Regions from separate parts of the Homo sapiens genome. Here regions 2 and 3 are each linked to region 1. A link is a contact called in ENCODE Hi-C or POLR2A ChIA-PET data. All regions are on one chromosome and are shown on one strand. The core of a region is the stretch at or near the end of the contact, and the rest is flanking DNA. Distances in the headings are between cores, read along the strand shown.

Region 1 (4,023 bases), core at 624-3,123:
TCAATATTTATTTATTATTTTATTATCTCTCCCACTGCTATGGTAAGGGAGAAAAACAATATATCATTGAGGGACAAAAATATAAAAGCTTCGACGGGCCAGAATTAGAATAAGTGAACTAAAAGTGAGGTGAGGTTCCTTATTGAAATCCTATCTTCCCTTTTCTACTGTGGCCTAGATACTTAATGTACTACAGGTATTCCCCTATTATTAAGAATACAGACATCACAAAATTGCTAAAAATGAGAAGACACATTTATAGAATTCTAACATTCCTTTTAGGTGTTTTATATATATGACATCACTTATCCTTTTAAATTTAGTAAATGCAAAATTCCGTATATCATATGGGTACTCTAGCCCACCATATGAAATGCAAGGTACTATCCTTTTTCAATTCAGTGTAAGAGAGACTGGTCCAAAAATAAGTCTTAACTTGTTTTCATATCTATCTGCATCCATTCCCTAAAACGATATAATCCTAATGCCACCATTTATATACTCAACATTTAGTGAACCATCTAGTAGAAACTTTGTTTTTTGCTCTGAAATTCAAAATGGAATTTTGTGTTTATACAGTTATTTGGACAAGAAAGTGTGTTACATAAACAGTGATACCAGCAGTAGACTGCTCCAAGTTAGATGTATAAATAACGCCAAGGGGTCAAGGAAAATAAAGCGGAAACCTCTCATACTTCTAACTAAATACTATCGACATACACAAGGAGAGATCTGTGAAACACACACACACGCTGAAATCTTGGTTCTCAACGCCGAGTTCCAACATGTCATTCTTACAAAGGAACTTTACTACACATCCACTATAAAAGGTCCACCTTTTCTACGACCTATAATTTTGTTGATATTTACCAAAGACAGTTAACATTTTTCAAGATCCCTGTCCTCTTAAGTGAAAAAACAGAGCCGGGTCAAACTAAGACATCCGGCCAACTGTCCACCTGAAATATATTATATATGTACTGTCGTGTGTGACCAGTTGCAATCGCATACATAGGGGAGCCTAAGCTACAAGTTAGTGGCCGAACGAGGAAGAAAAAAGTTCAAATAATTTAAAAAGCACCCTAACCCAACGTTAACTTAGTTCGAAATGCATTAGCAGAAATTCAGGACTCAGAGCTACGCATATTAGTTAGATCGCCCCATCTGAATCTTCAAAGGCTTTAGAGAGATGTAGGTGGTGAAGAGAAACAAAGTGTTCGGTAAATTAAGCTTTTGGAGCTCTGGAGATGCAAATGACAGCTGGCTCTGCAGAAAGAAGGGGTCAGGCTCAGGCAAGGGTGGCTGCGGAGACTCCCACAGGCTGGAAGGAATAGGGGCGGGCCACCCCCAAAACCAGTTTGTCAAAGAATTGAAAAGGAGCAGGTGAGAAATCTCCTGAGCTGGAGAAGCCGGCCAGCCAGGCCCCCGAGCCCGTCTAGGAACCCCTGTGCATAAATGGGGGTTCACACCCGAGAAACGAGGCCTAATTCCGGCAGCTCCTGGGGCTGCGGCGACTGCCGGACACTCCGGGGCAGCAGACGGCTAGGAAACCAGGGCCAACAAAGAGTGAAAGGAAAGCAAGGAAGGACAGACGGGGACCCACAGAGCTCGAGCCTGGCCTCACCCTCTCATGGTGAACTTGACCACGGCGAGTCTGGAGCCCGCGCCGCTCAGCTCTGGCTGGAAATCCGGGTCGCTCCCGACGGGCTTCACCCCCACCATCCTCACAGAGAGCCCGGCAGGGTGGCCGCGACGCCACTGGCTTTGAAACTGAAGGAGAAGACGATCTGGGAGAGGAAGGAGAGATGCTCAGGAAGGCCGAGGCCTGGACAGAAGAGGTGGCGACCGCCGAGTCTTCTCCCGGGACTCTCAGTGCCGAGTCACGCCAGGGAGCGGAGCGGCCGAGGGGGCGGGGAGGGATGGGGGAGGGGAGAGGAGGAGGATGGGAAGGCGTGCGGCACCCAGCAGCCACCGCGCGGCAGGGCCCCCGGCGTGACGTCATTTCCGCGTCGTCCGGTTTGGCCTTCAGCGCCCAATCCCAAAACGCGAAGCGTAGTCCCACCCTCGACTGAGTAGCCTCGCGCTAACTTGAGCGGCGCAGGCGCAGAGGAGACGTGTAGAGGTCACGTGCGCAGGCGCAGACTGAGACTCAAAAGTTGGCATATGCATCCGCGTTTCCCAGATCTGAGGCTTTTACGGAGGAGGTTTCTGATTTGTAACAGTAGAGAGGAAACTCGTTTTACCCCGGGGTTCTTAGCTGCTGTCCAGGGCACCCACTGGAAGTACTTTGAAGATGCTCCTGTACTGTATTCGGGGCAGGTCTACATACAAGACAAAATAACGTTTAGGAATATTTATTAACAGACTTAATTACATATGGGGCGCTTTCTGTGCAGTCATTCAGAAAGTATCGTGCACCTGTCTTTAGGTTTTGACCAAAAAGATGAAGACACTATCCCTCCTTTAGGAAGTTCACGGTCTAGTGACCGACGCAAACAATAATTTGAATAGGAAGCGGTGGAGACTAACGAGATGGAAGGGTGGGGCAGGGTAAACTTGCTAGGAATCTGACTCCTGGATTGAATCTTTAAAGAGAAGCAGGGGTTAGATGGATGGTGAGAGGTAATATTCCAGGCAAGGGGACCACCAGGTGCAAATGCATGAGTTGAGAGGGTGGATAAGAAGAATAGCTAATATTTACCACATGATGTACCAGGCAAGACATAAGTTCTTTATATGTGTACTAGTTCATTTAATCCCTGTGAAGTAGGTTCTGTGATTTCAAGTCAAGGCAGGCTAACGCCAGTGTACTCTTTTAAATATTAGGCTAGGTGGCAAATTATCTGTCTTTGGATTTAGCTGGGGAGATGAAATTGGAGGGAAGGCCAAGGTCAGATAATGACTAGCTAAGGAATTTGGATTTTGTCGGGAAGAGAATGGAAAAATCATTTCAGGGCAATTTTGCAATTACAAGTGTGGTGAAACTCCCGTCTCTACCAAAAATACAAAAAAGTAGCCGGGCGTCATGGCGCGCACATGTGGTCCCAGCTACTCGGGAGGCCGAGGTGGGAGGATTCCTTGAGCTGGGGAGGTCAAGGCTGCAGGGAGCCATGATTGCGCCACTGCACTCCAGCCTGGGCAACAGAGCCAGACCCTGTCTCAAAAAAAAAAAAAAAAGGAAAAAGAAAAAGTGTCTTCAGAAAAGCCCTCAGGTAGCATCAAGGAGGATGGAAGGCAGTGAGATCCATTTAGGAGGATACTGTGGTGATCCAGGAACTAAATTAGGAAAGCATCTGCAGTGGAAATGAAGAGGAAAGAACATGTTTGAGAAACAATTATTGGTCCAATTTAGTGAGATGACAGAGGAATTTAAAATAACTCAAAACATTTCAATCGTGTAGCTTTTTAAAAATGAGTTAAAATGCCTGTAGGACATCCAAGTGAGAGATATAGTAGATCGTGAGAGGGATGAGCCTGGAACTAAAGAAAAAGGACTAGGACGACGTTACAGATTTGAGAGTCATCAGATTGGGTGATAGTTGAAGCCCAGGACATGTGAAAAGAGAAAGCTAAAGGTGTTGCAGAAACATATTAAAATAATTAATTCTTAACTGAACCCAGCCACACCAGAGGCACAGTAATTACATTCCTTTTTCATGTGGTATCAGCACATTGTAATGGTTTTAATAGACAGAAGTCCCCATAATAAATATTTGCTTTTTTTTTTTTTGAGACGGAGTCTCACTCTGTCGTTCAGGCTGGAGTGCAGTGGCACAATCTCAGCCCACCACAACCTCCGCCTCCTGGGTTCAAGCGATTCTCCTGTCTCAGCCCGCCCTGGGTAGCTGAGAATACAGGCACACACCAGCACGCCTGGCTACTTTTTTGTATTTTTAGTAGAGACGGGGTTTCACCATGTTAGCCAGGCTGGTCTCAAACTCCTGACCTAAGGTGACCCGCCCGCCTCGACCTCCCAAAGTGCTTGGATTACAGGCATGAGCCACCATGACCGGCCTTGCTACT
Region 2 (4,320 bases), core at 1,003-3,502, 5.7 Mb before region 1:
TAGCCAGGTCTATGGAGAATACTGCTCTGGGAGATCCCTAGCTCAGGAGTCTTAAACCCCTGGGCTGCAAACCAGTAAGGTCTGTGGCCTGTTAGGAACTGGGCCACACAGCAGAAGGTGAGCGGCAGGCCAGCAAGCATTATTGCCTGAGCTCTGCCTCCTGTCAGGTCAGCTGGGGCATCAGATTCTCATAGACCTGTGACCCCTATTGTGAACTGCACATGGGAGGGATCTGGGTTGCATGCTTCTTATGAGAATCTAACTAATGCCTGATGATCTGAGATGGAACAGTTTCATCCCAAAACTCTATGCCCACCCCCTGCTCCCAAGGAAAAGTTATCTTCCATGAAACTGGTACCTGGTGCCAAAAAGGTTGGGGACTGTTGTCCTCGCTGATTGTGATCAAGACCAAGCTGTAGAATGCTATGTGTCTTCTTAAGGAACTTTTAGCTAGGCAAGTGTCAGGAGAGATAAGTCCAAGTTCCAGTGTTCAATGCTTTGTTAATTTAGACCCCACTTGACCAAGTCCATTTTATTTTTTTTATTTCCACATTAATTCAAGTGTCATCATCCTACAAGATTCAGCTCAAATCCTACCTCTTCCTCACTCATCTCTTAGCTAGTGATCTCCCTTTTTCCATATCCTTTTAAGTGGATTGTTTCCTGACTGAGTGTAGGCTCCTTAAAACCAGGGACCGGCAGGGCACGGTGGCTCGCGCCTGTAATCCCAGCACTTTGGGACACTGAGGCGGGTGGATCGCTTGACCTCAGGAGTTTCACACCAGCCTGGGCAACACAGTGAAACCCCATCTTTACAAAAAAAAAAAAAAAAAAATAGCTGGGTGTGGTGGCTTGCCTGTAGTGCCAGCTACTTGGGAGGTTGTAGTCCTGTAGTCCCAGCTACTGATACTTGGGAGGCCGAGGTGGGAGGATTGGTTGAGTCCAGGAGGAAGAGGTTGCAGTGAGCTGAGATCGCGCCACTGCGCTCCAACCTGGGTGATAGAGTGAGACCCTGTCACAAACAAACAAACAAACAAAAACCCAAAACCAGGGACCATGACAAATTTTTAAAATCTCTCAGCCCCAAAAATAATACTATCCACAAAGTCAGAGCTCCATTAATACTGGAATAAAGGTTAAAAGAGCCCAATAAGTAGAAGTAGATGAGTTAATGATTTTTAAACAAGTGGCAGTCTCTCTGTCCTGGTAGTTTCAAGAAACACCACTCCGATTCCTATTTTGAAGCTGCTGGATTTTTTTTTTTTTTTTTTTTTTTTTTTTTAACAGAGTCTCGCTCTGTCGCCCAGGCTGGAATGCAGTGGTGCGATCTTGGCTCACCGCAACCTGCACCTCCTGGGTTCAAGCGATTCTCATGCCTCAGCCTCCCGAGTAGCTGGGACTACAGGCGTGTGCCACCATGACCGGCTAATTTTTTTTTTTTTTTGTATTTTTAGTAGAGACGAGGTTTGCCATGTTGGCCAGGTTGGTCTCGAACTCCTGAGCTCAGGCAATCCGCTCGTCTTGGCCTCCCAAAGTGATGGGATTACAGGTGTGAGCCACGGCGCCCGGCCAGCTGCTGGATATTTTGACCACCTCAAGTACGCTGAGCACGAAATCAGTGCATCTGGCAGTACACAGGAGCTTGAAATACTTTTTTTAAAAGTTGTTATTCAAACTGAAGGAGTTTTTCCCTGTGGTCTGTAATCGCCACGTGCCCGTTCTGTATACAGCCAGCCTGGGTTTTTCAATCCCACGTCCGCTACCTAAGAGAACACCAAGGCTTGGAGTGAGTATGGCACAATCAGCTTCAGATGTTAAGCAAATATTCCAACCTAGAGTAGGAAAATGGAATATGGACGGGGCTTTATGAAGGTGCATGGTCAGGCAAAGGATCTTAGTGGATGAAAGACAGTAAAGATTCATCCCAACCAAAGACCAAAAATGACACATATGTATGAGCAAAACATCAGGAAGAACACTCTTATGTGGAAAATATTACACGGAAAACAAAAGAAGAGTAACTTTTTCCCTTTTGGTTTATCCCGCTCTGGTCCTCAGGGCGATAGCTACCACCTGACACACAGCGACCTGGGAAAGAGGGAAACTCAATCACTGCCCTCGCGGCCCGGGGGGAGCCCGGAAGCGCGCCCAGAGCCAGGTCCCGCGCGGGCGCCACCGAGCGCGGACCTCCCTCGCATCCTAGAGCGGCCGCGCGGGACCCGGCCGGCGGCGCACTTCCGCCCGGGCGCATTGTAGCCCCGCGGACAGCTGGGCCAGGGTGCGGGCCTGCGCCTCCCTCGGCTCCTGGCGCGGGCCTCGGGGAGAGGGTGAGTGCGGTAGGGCATACCAGAGGGGGGCGGGCGCGCTTCCTCGGGACTCGCCGGCTCGATCAGGCACGGCCCGGCGCTGGGGACCTAAGCCTGGGGAGCGCCCGGGAGCGAGGACGCGCCTCGTTCACCGCCCCGGGCCGGAGTCTCGGCGGGCCGGAGCCTCGGCCGCCCGGCGCCGCCGCCCACCCAGCCTTTTTCGAGGCCAACACGGTCTCGTGGGGGAGCCTGGGCTCTCTGGAGGCCGGAAATCTGGCCTCTGGCCCTGCCTGTGCCTTGGCCTCTTACTCTCTGCCGCCCGGCCTCGGTTCTTTCAGCTCTAAGATGGAGGACAGCGATATCTGCCCTAGGCACACCACAGGGTGATTGCAGGGTTGACACTGCCTGCCTGAAAACGAAGGAGCGCCGGTTCTCAACCCGGCAACCAGTAGAATCGCTTGGGAAGCCTCCAAATGCTGATGCCCCATCATCACCGGGGAATTGTGATCTGCGGCCAGGACCGAGATCCACGGGCCCAGAGTGAAATGACAGTACTGTGATCACGACTGGAATATGCACTTCGCCGAACGTGGATCACAGTCTTGAGAAAGCAAGCAGCTGGGTTTTTGTTTTGTTTTTTTTCCAAGAAGACAGGGACCTAATCTGGTTTGCTCGCATTTAATTCCTAGTGCCTAGAATGGTGCATGTCCCAAAACATGCACCATTGATTAAATAATTTCTGATTACTTCCCGACCTATTTGGAGGGTTTTCATTATATTTGTTTTAAAATTATTATGGAAACCTTCAAGTCATATATGAAAATTGAATAGTAACTGAACTCCCAATTCATGATCAATTCTGTTTCATCTGTTACCCTCTCCCCCACTGTAGTATTTTGAAGCAAATCTGAAATGTACCATTCCATCTGTTACCTTGTTCATGTTTATAAAACACAATAACACCTTTTTAAAACATAAAGCCATTATCAGTGTACTTAGCACTTCATTTTACCCTCTACTATCCAGTCAGCATTTACATTTTCCTAGTTGTCTCTTTCCTCTTACCCAGTTTGTCCAAATCAGTATCCAAACAATCTACACACGTTATATTTGGTTGATGTCTCTTAGATCTCTCTTAATCTTTTTCTCTTGCTCTTTATTTTGTTCCCTGTATTTTACTTGAACAAGTCATTTGTACGGTTCACGTTTTCTACAACCAGGATTTTGCTTTTTCCATCTCTGGTATCCTTTAATAAGCAGGTATTTAGACCTGCAGACTTGTTCAGGTCAGGTTCGATTTTTTGGCAAGAGAACTTAATGGGGGATTACTGTGTTTTTCACATTGTATCATACCAGGAGTTAGATAGCATCTTGCCTCTCTTTGTGGACCTTTTATGTACAAGTAGCACCGTAGGGTAACAATTGACCAGGGAATGCCAGCAAATACATGCAAAAGAAATGAGAGAATATCACCTTTTGGCAACCCCTAATGAAATAATGGATCCTGGCAATGATCACTAGCGGCTGTTAACGTCAGAAAGAGAGACAGCTAGACAATGCGTGCTGCCTAATGGGGTACTCCCATCAGACAGCACACCGTTTGTCTTATCAAGTATTCTTGGAGTAATGGGGGTGGTGTGTATAGATGAAACATGATTGCCTATGAGTTAACAGTTGTTGAAGTTCAATGATGGGTGTATGGCATTGCATTATGCTAATCTCTACTTCTGTATGTGTCTGAAGTTTTTCAGAATAAAACTTTTTTTAAAAAGATTGATTAGTTGAGTAGTGAGTTTAGGTCAACCTGATCCATACATTGCAGTTCTCTGTTAGCCTTTCACTAAGTGATTCTCAAATCGGACTCCATGTTAGGATCACAGGAGAAGGCTTTTTATTTTATTTATTTACTTTTTAATACTAAAACATGTCTCACTTGCAGAATTTCCTATCTAAATGTTCTGGGATGGAGCCCAATTATTGATAGGGTTTTTTGTTTTGTTTGGGACTACAGGTG
Region 3 (4,435 bases), core at 1,892-4,391, 5.8 Mb before region 1:
GTCACTATATTGTAAAGGAAAAGAAGCCTGTGACATTGTGATAGAATAGGAATGTATATTTGGTCTCTGCCCTGGTTCCTGAGAAAAAGCTTCTAAATCCCTTGGAATTTCCTGAGTGACAGGGGCATCTTTTGTTCTAATGAGGCAACTCTTGGTGGGCTCCTAGATAGCCTCAGGATGGGGGCTGGTTGCCAGGGGAACCAACCATGTGATTAGAGGATTGGAACTTTTAGCTCCATCCTCTGCCCCCTGACCTCCTGGGAAGGAAGAGGAGATAAGGGTTGAGTTGATCTCCAATGGTCAATGATGTAATCAATCACACCTATGTAAGGAAGCCTCCATAAAACTCCAGAAGGACAGGGTTCAAAGAGCTTCCTGATTGCTGAACACGTGAAGGCATATGGAGGGTGGTAAGCCAAGAGAGGGCATGGAAGCTCCACACCCCTTGCCACATACTGTGCCCCATGCATCTCTTCCATCTGGCTGTTCATCTGTGTCCTTTATGACATCCTTTGTAACGTACGTAAAGTGTTTCCTTGAGTTTTGTGAGCCATCCTAGCAAATTAATATAACCCAGTGACAGGGTAATGGCAACCTGGGACTTGTGACTGGCATCTGAAGTGGGGGACACTCTTGTGAGACTGAGCCCTCAACCTGTGCGATGCGACACTATCTCCTGGTAGATAGCATCAGAATTGAGTTAAATGATAGGACACCCACCAGGTCACAGCTGAAGAACTGGTTGTTGGTGAAGAGCAACCCACACACATTTTGGTGACTAAAGGTGAAGTATTGTGTTCTGTGGTGACTGTGTGTGCACAGTAGCAGAAAAAGTTAGTTCTGTTTTCTTTTTCTTTTCTTTTTTTTTTTGAGATGGAGTCTCCCTCTGTCGCCCAGGCTGGAGTGCAGTGGCGTGATCTCAGCTCACTGCAAGCTCCGCCTCCTGGGTTCACACCATTCTCCTTCCTCAGCCTCCCGAGAAGCTGGGACTACAGGCGGCCGCCACCAAGCCCGGCTAATTTTTTGTATTTTTAGTAGAGACGGGGTTTCACTGAGTTAGCCAGGATGGAATTCTGTTTTCATTAGGAAGCCTTTGACCAATCACTGTAAGTGGCTAAGGGGAAAGAAATTGTTGTCAGAGCAGACCAGAAAACAGCAGTTTCTACCTCCTTGACAGTAGCGGGTATTTAATAAGGAATAAATTGACTTCAATGTAAGCAAAATAAGTTCCCTCCATGATAGCTCTCTACAACTTTCAATCTGGGATTATTCGAATGTAGGACAAACTGTCCTTAAATTCTTTAAATTGACAAACAATTGTATATAATTATGGTCGGGCGCGGGTGACTCATGTCTGTAATCCCAGCACTTTGGGAGGCCGAAGCAAGCAGATCACTTGAGGCCAGAAATTCGAGACTAGCCTGGGAAACATGGTGAGAAACCCCGGCTCTACTAAAAACACAAAAATCAGCTAGGCATGGTGGCGGGTGCCTGTAATCCCAGCTACTTGGGAGGCTAAGTCAAAAGAATCGCTTGAACCTGCAAGGCGGAGGTTTCGGTGAGTCAAGATCACGCCACCGCACTCCAGCCTGGGCGACAGAGCAAGACTCCATCTCGAAAGAAAAAAAATGTATATACTTTAATGCAATGGGATACAATGTAATGTTTCAATACATTGTGGAATGATCAAATTAGGCTAATATATCCATCACCTTACATGCTTATTTCTTTTTGGTGAGAATATTTTAAATCTACTCTTTCAGCCATTGCGAAATATACATTATGAACTATAGTCACCATGCTGTGCGATATTTCTAAAACTTACTCCTGAAACTTTTTACCCTTTGACCAACATCTCCCCATTCCCCATCTACCCCCCAACACCCCCACAACTGTCTTTCAAAGACAAAAGAATTTCACCTCTACTAATGAAGCATTTATGTAGAAAGACACTGGTAATGTTTAGTTTCCTTCATCCAACCTGCTGCATCTTGTAAGTTCCTGGCAAGCAGAGTTACTTTAGGTCATTCATATTTATAACCTCTCCTTGCCTGCGGTGGTTATTATAGCAACCACACCTATGGATTATCACCTAACTGGAGTTTCCTCCTCACAGGCCCCACCCTTCAATGTTCAGAGAGGGGCGATTGCCCCAGATTTTATTTAATTGTCAGAGTTTAGGAGGGAGCAATTCACTCTTCCCTACTTCCACTCCATCTTCTCAATCCTACATTTCCATCACTTTTAATTTTATTCTGCCTTGCCTCTTTTTTTATATTTTACATCTTATTTTTGAAATTGTCATTACCATGCCTTGTTTTAAGAGTACACAAGCTCATTATAGTAAAGAGTTTTGGGTGATAACATTTTCTGAAATAAGGGTGAAGAAATATCCTCCCATGTCACAACCGTTGGGAGGGCGGGGGTAGGGATGTTGGAAGGCACGGTCCCTGCGGCTTTCAAGGACAAGACAATTAAGTGTTCCGGTGCTTTTCTGAGGCAGAACATTGAGCATCTATTTATGGTGACTGTGACAGTGGAGGTGATTGGTAAATTCACCGCAGGCCAATAACCTTGCCAGCAGCCATGAGGAGTGGCAAAGAATTCTGCAGAAGAGCAAGTCCTAAGCACACAAAACAGCTCGGAAAGTGAAAGCGTCGCTGAAGTGCGGAAGCCTCGCATTTCCTGGGTCCTCTTCTTCCTTCCTTTGCCGTCTCCTGCCCTCCCGTTCTCCCCCTTCCTCTGTGGCTCAGGCAGGACAGACCCCAACTCCCAGCTTCCCTGGCCTCCGCGGGTTCGGAGACTGGGACCCCCGGGCCAGGAGTGCTGGGGGGCGCGGTCGGCCAGCCCCGGCTTCCTTCATGGAGCGGCGGAGCTCCACCTCCTCCTCCGCACTGCACTTCTCACATCCTCAGCATCGCGTCCACGAGGCCGCCCGCCCCGCCTCAGAACCGTAACCTCCAGGAGCTGGGTTGAGGAAGGCGCGGAGGACAGGAACCCCAGCGCCGGCAGCTAAGCCTCCAGACGGAGCCCGCCCCTCCGGCCGGTTCCTGCCTCCAATTGGCCCGCGAGCCCGTCCGTCTCCACCGTGGGCCACGCCTTCCGGGCCCCGCGGCTGGCCGGCTCCTCGCGCCCTCCCCTCTCTCGGCCGCTCTTCGGGCCGCCTCTGCGTGTGGGGCCGCCCGCGCCAGTGTGAGCCTGAGCTGACGGCGGCTCCGGGAGGCTCGCAGAAGGGGAGGGCCGGGCGGCGCGGGAGCTGAGCATCGCCAGGGCGGGCGGCAGGGCGCGGCCTCTCCGCCGGGTGTACCACCTGTCGCGGCGCGAGACCTCTGGTAAGGCCCGGCGCGGTGGGGCCCGGGCGGGGGTCCGGGAGAGGAGCGGGCGCCGGCCTCCCCTGGCCCGGCCCCGAGAGCCCAGCGCTGCCGCGCCTCCGGCCTCCGCGCGTGCGGCCCCCGCCGTTCCCGGCCTGGCGGTGGGGGCTGGGGGAAGGGAAGCGGTCTGCGGAGTCCGGGCTGAGGGCGAGGGACCGGCTACATCGCGGCGACCCAGGTTCCAGCGGCCGCGGCTCTACCCGGCGCGCGATTTCCAGGTTCCTCCGCCGGCTGGTGCCTGGGCGCCCCGCTCTCGCCCGGGAGCGAGGCCCTGGGCCTCCAAACGCCAGCATCTCTTTCTCGCTCTTTCTGCACCCCTCCACAAAAGGACTTCTGTGGCTGGAAACCCTTTGGCAAGCCTATCTCCTTTATTCAGTCGGGCCGAGTTAACGGCAGGAGTTAGGCTGTGTGTGTGGCTCCTCCCTTTAAAAAAAGACTTGCTGCGGGCTGGAGAGTTCTGAGATTGGACCGATTCCGTCTATTATTAAATGCCATCTGTGGACCGGGATTGGCAGGTGTTTCTTTCACGCTGGCGATAACTATCTCTGCATGTGGTGTTACCTAGGTGGTCCTAGGTTTCGACTTTCTTTTTTGGTTCCAGAGATAATTCTAGAAAATTTACGTTGCTTGTGGTGAGAAGCGTGATCAAATTAACACGTGCTTTCTTACAAAACGTTTTATCATCTTCTGTCTGTGGATTTACCTTCCTGATGCTTGTGGCTATCACCTCTAAGCAAAGAGGTTAATAGCATTGCTATTTCTGTTAGTGTTGCAGTTGATAACGATAACAATAGTAGCATGTATTAATTGCTAGTGACAGGCAGAGCGCTAGTTTCTACACGGATTATCTCAAAATAACCCTTTGAGGTTGATACTGTTACTGCCTCCACTTTACAAACCAGGAAACTAAGGTTTAGGTAGGTTAAGTAACTTGCCTAAGACCACAGTTTTAACGTGACAAAGCCTAGATTCAAACTCAAGTGGTCTAACTTCATAGCTGCATCCTCCACCCCCACTCCCTTAAACGTGTATACTCCTTAAGCATTGCTCATGTTGTTAAGCTA

The links. A loop is a pair of places that touch in the nucleus more often than their neighbours do. ChIA-PET counts read pairs that join two places held with the same protein, here RNA polymerase II (POLR2A). Pooled maps may share reads with other maps.
Region 2: a map of CD4-positive, alpha-beta T cell shows a loop between it and region 1 (5-fold over the local background). The contact joins the promoter of ELAC1 here to the promoter of TXNL1 in region 1. A Hi-C loop is called at or near these places in 1 of 168 maps with a recorded cell type or tissue (CD4-positive, alpha-beta T cell) and 7 of 50 pooled maps. POLR2A ChIA-PET finds 5 or more read pairs at or near these places in 1 of 52 experiments (T-cell).
Region 3: a loop to region 1 is called in a map of naive thymus-derived CD4-positive, alpha-beta T cell, with 16 times the contacts of the local background. The contact joins the promoter of ME2 here to the promoter of TXNL1 in region 1. A Hi-C loop is called at or near these places in 1 of 168 maps with a recorded cell type or tissue (naive thymus-derived CD4-positive, alpha-beta T cell), 1 of 37 single-sample maps with no recorded cell type and 8 of 50 pooled maps.

What each region holds. Positions count from the first base shown.
Region 1 is chr18:56,636,719-56,640,741 of GRCh38, forward strand. It overlaps TXNL1 (thioredoxin like 1), which reads right to left and starts at 1,874. Exons shown (of 8, transcript NM_004786.3): 1 at 1,625-1,874. The coding sequence starts at 1,722. RefSeq lists enhancers at 926-1,911, 1,693-1,752, 1,912-2,896 and a silencer at 1,903-2,112.
Region 2 is chr18:50,965,788-50,970,107 of GRCh38, forward strand. ELAC1 (elaC ribonuclease Z 1) reads left to right here and starts at 2,253. Exons shown (of 4, transcript NM_018696.3): 1 at 2,253-2,327. RefSeq lists an enhancer at 1,881-1,940 and a silencer at 2,091-2,580.
Region 3 is chr18:50,875,977-50,880,411 of GRCh38, forward strand. ME2 (malic enzyme 2) reads left to right here and starts at 3,142. Exons shown (of 16, transcript NM_002396.5): 1 at 3,142-3,332. RefSeq lists an enhancer at 2,931-3,432 and a silencer at 2,971-3,530.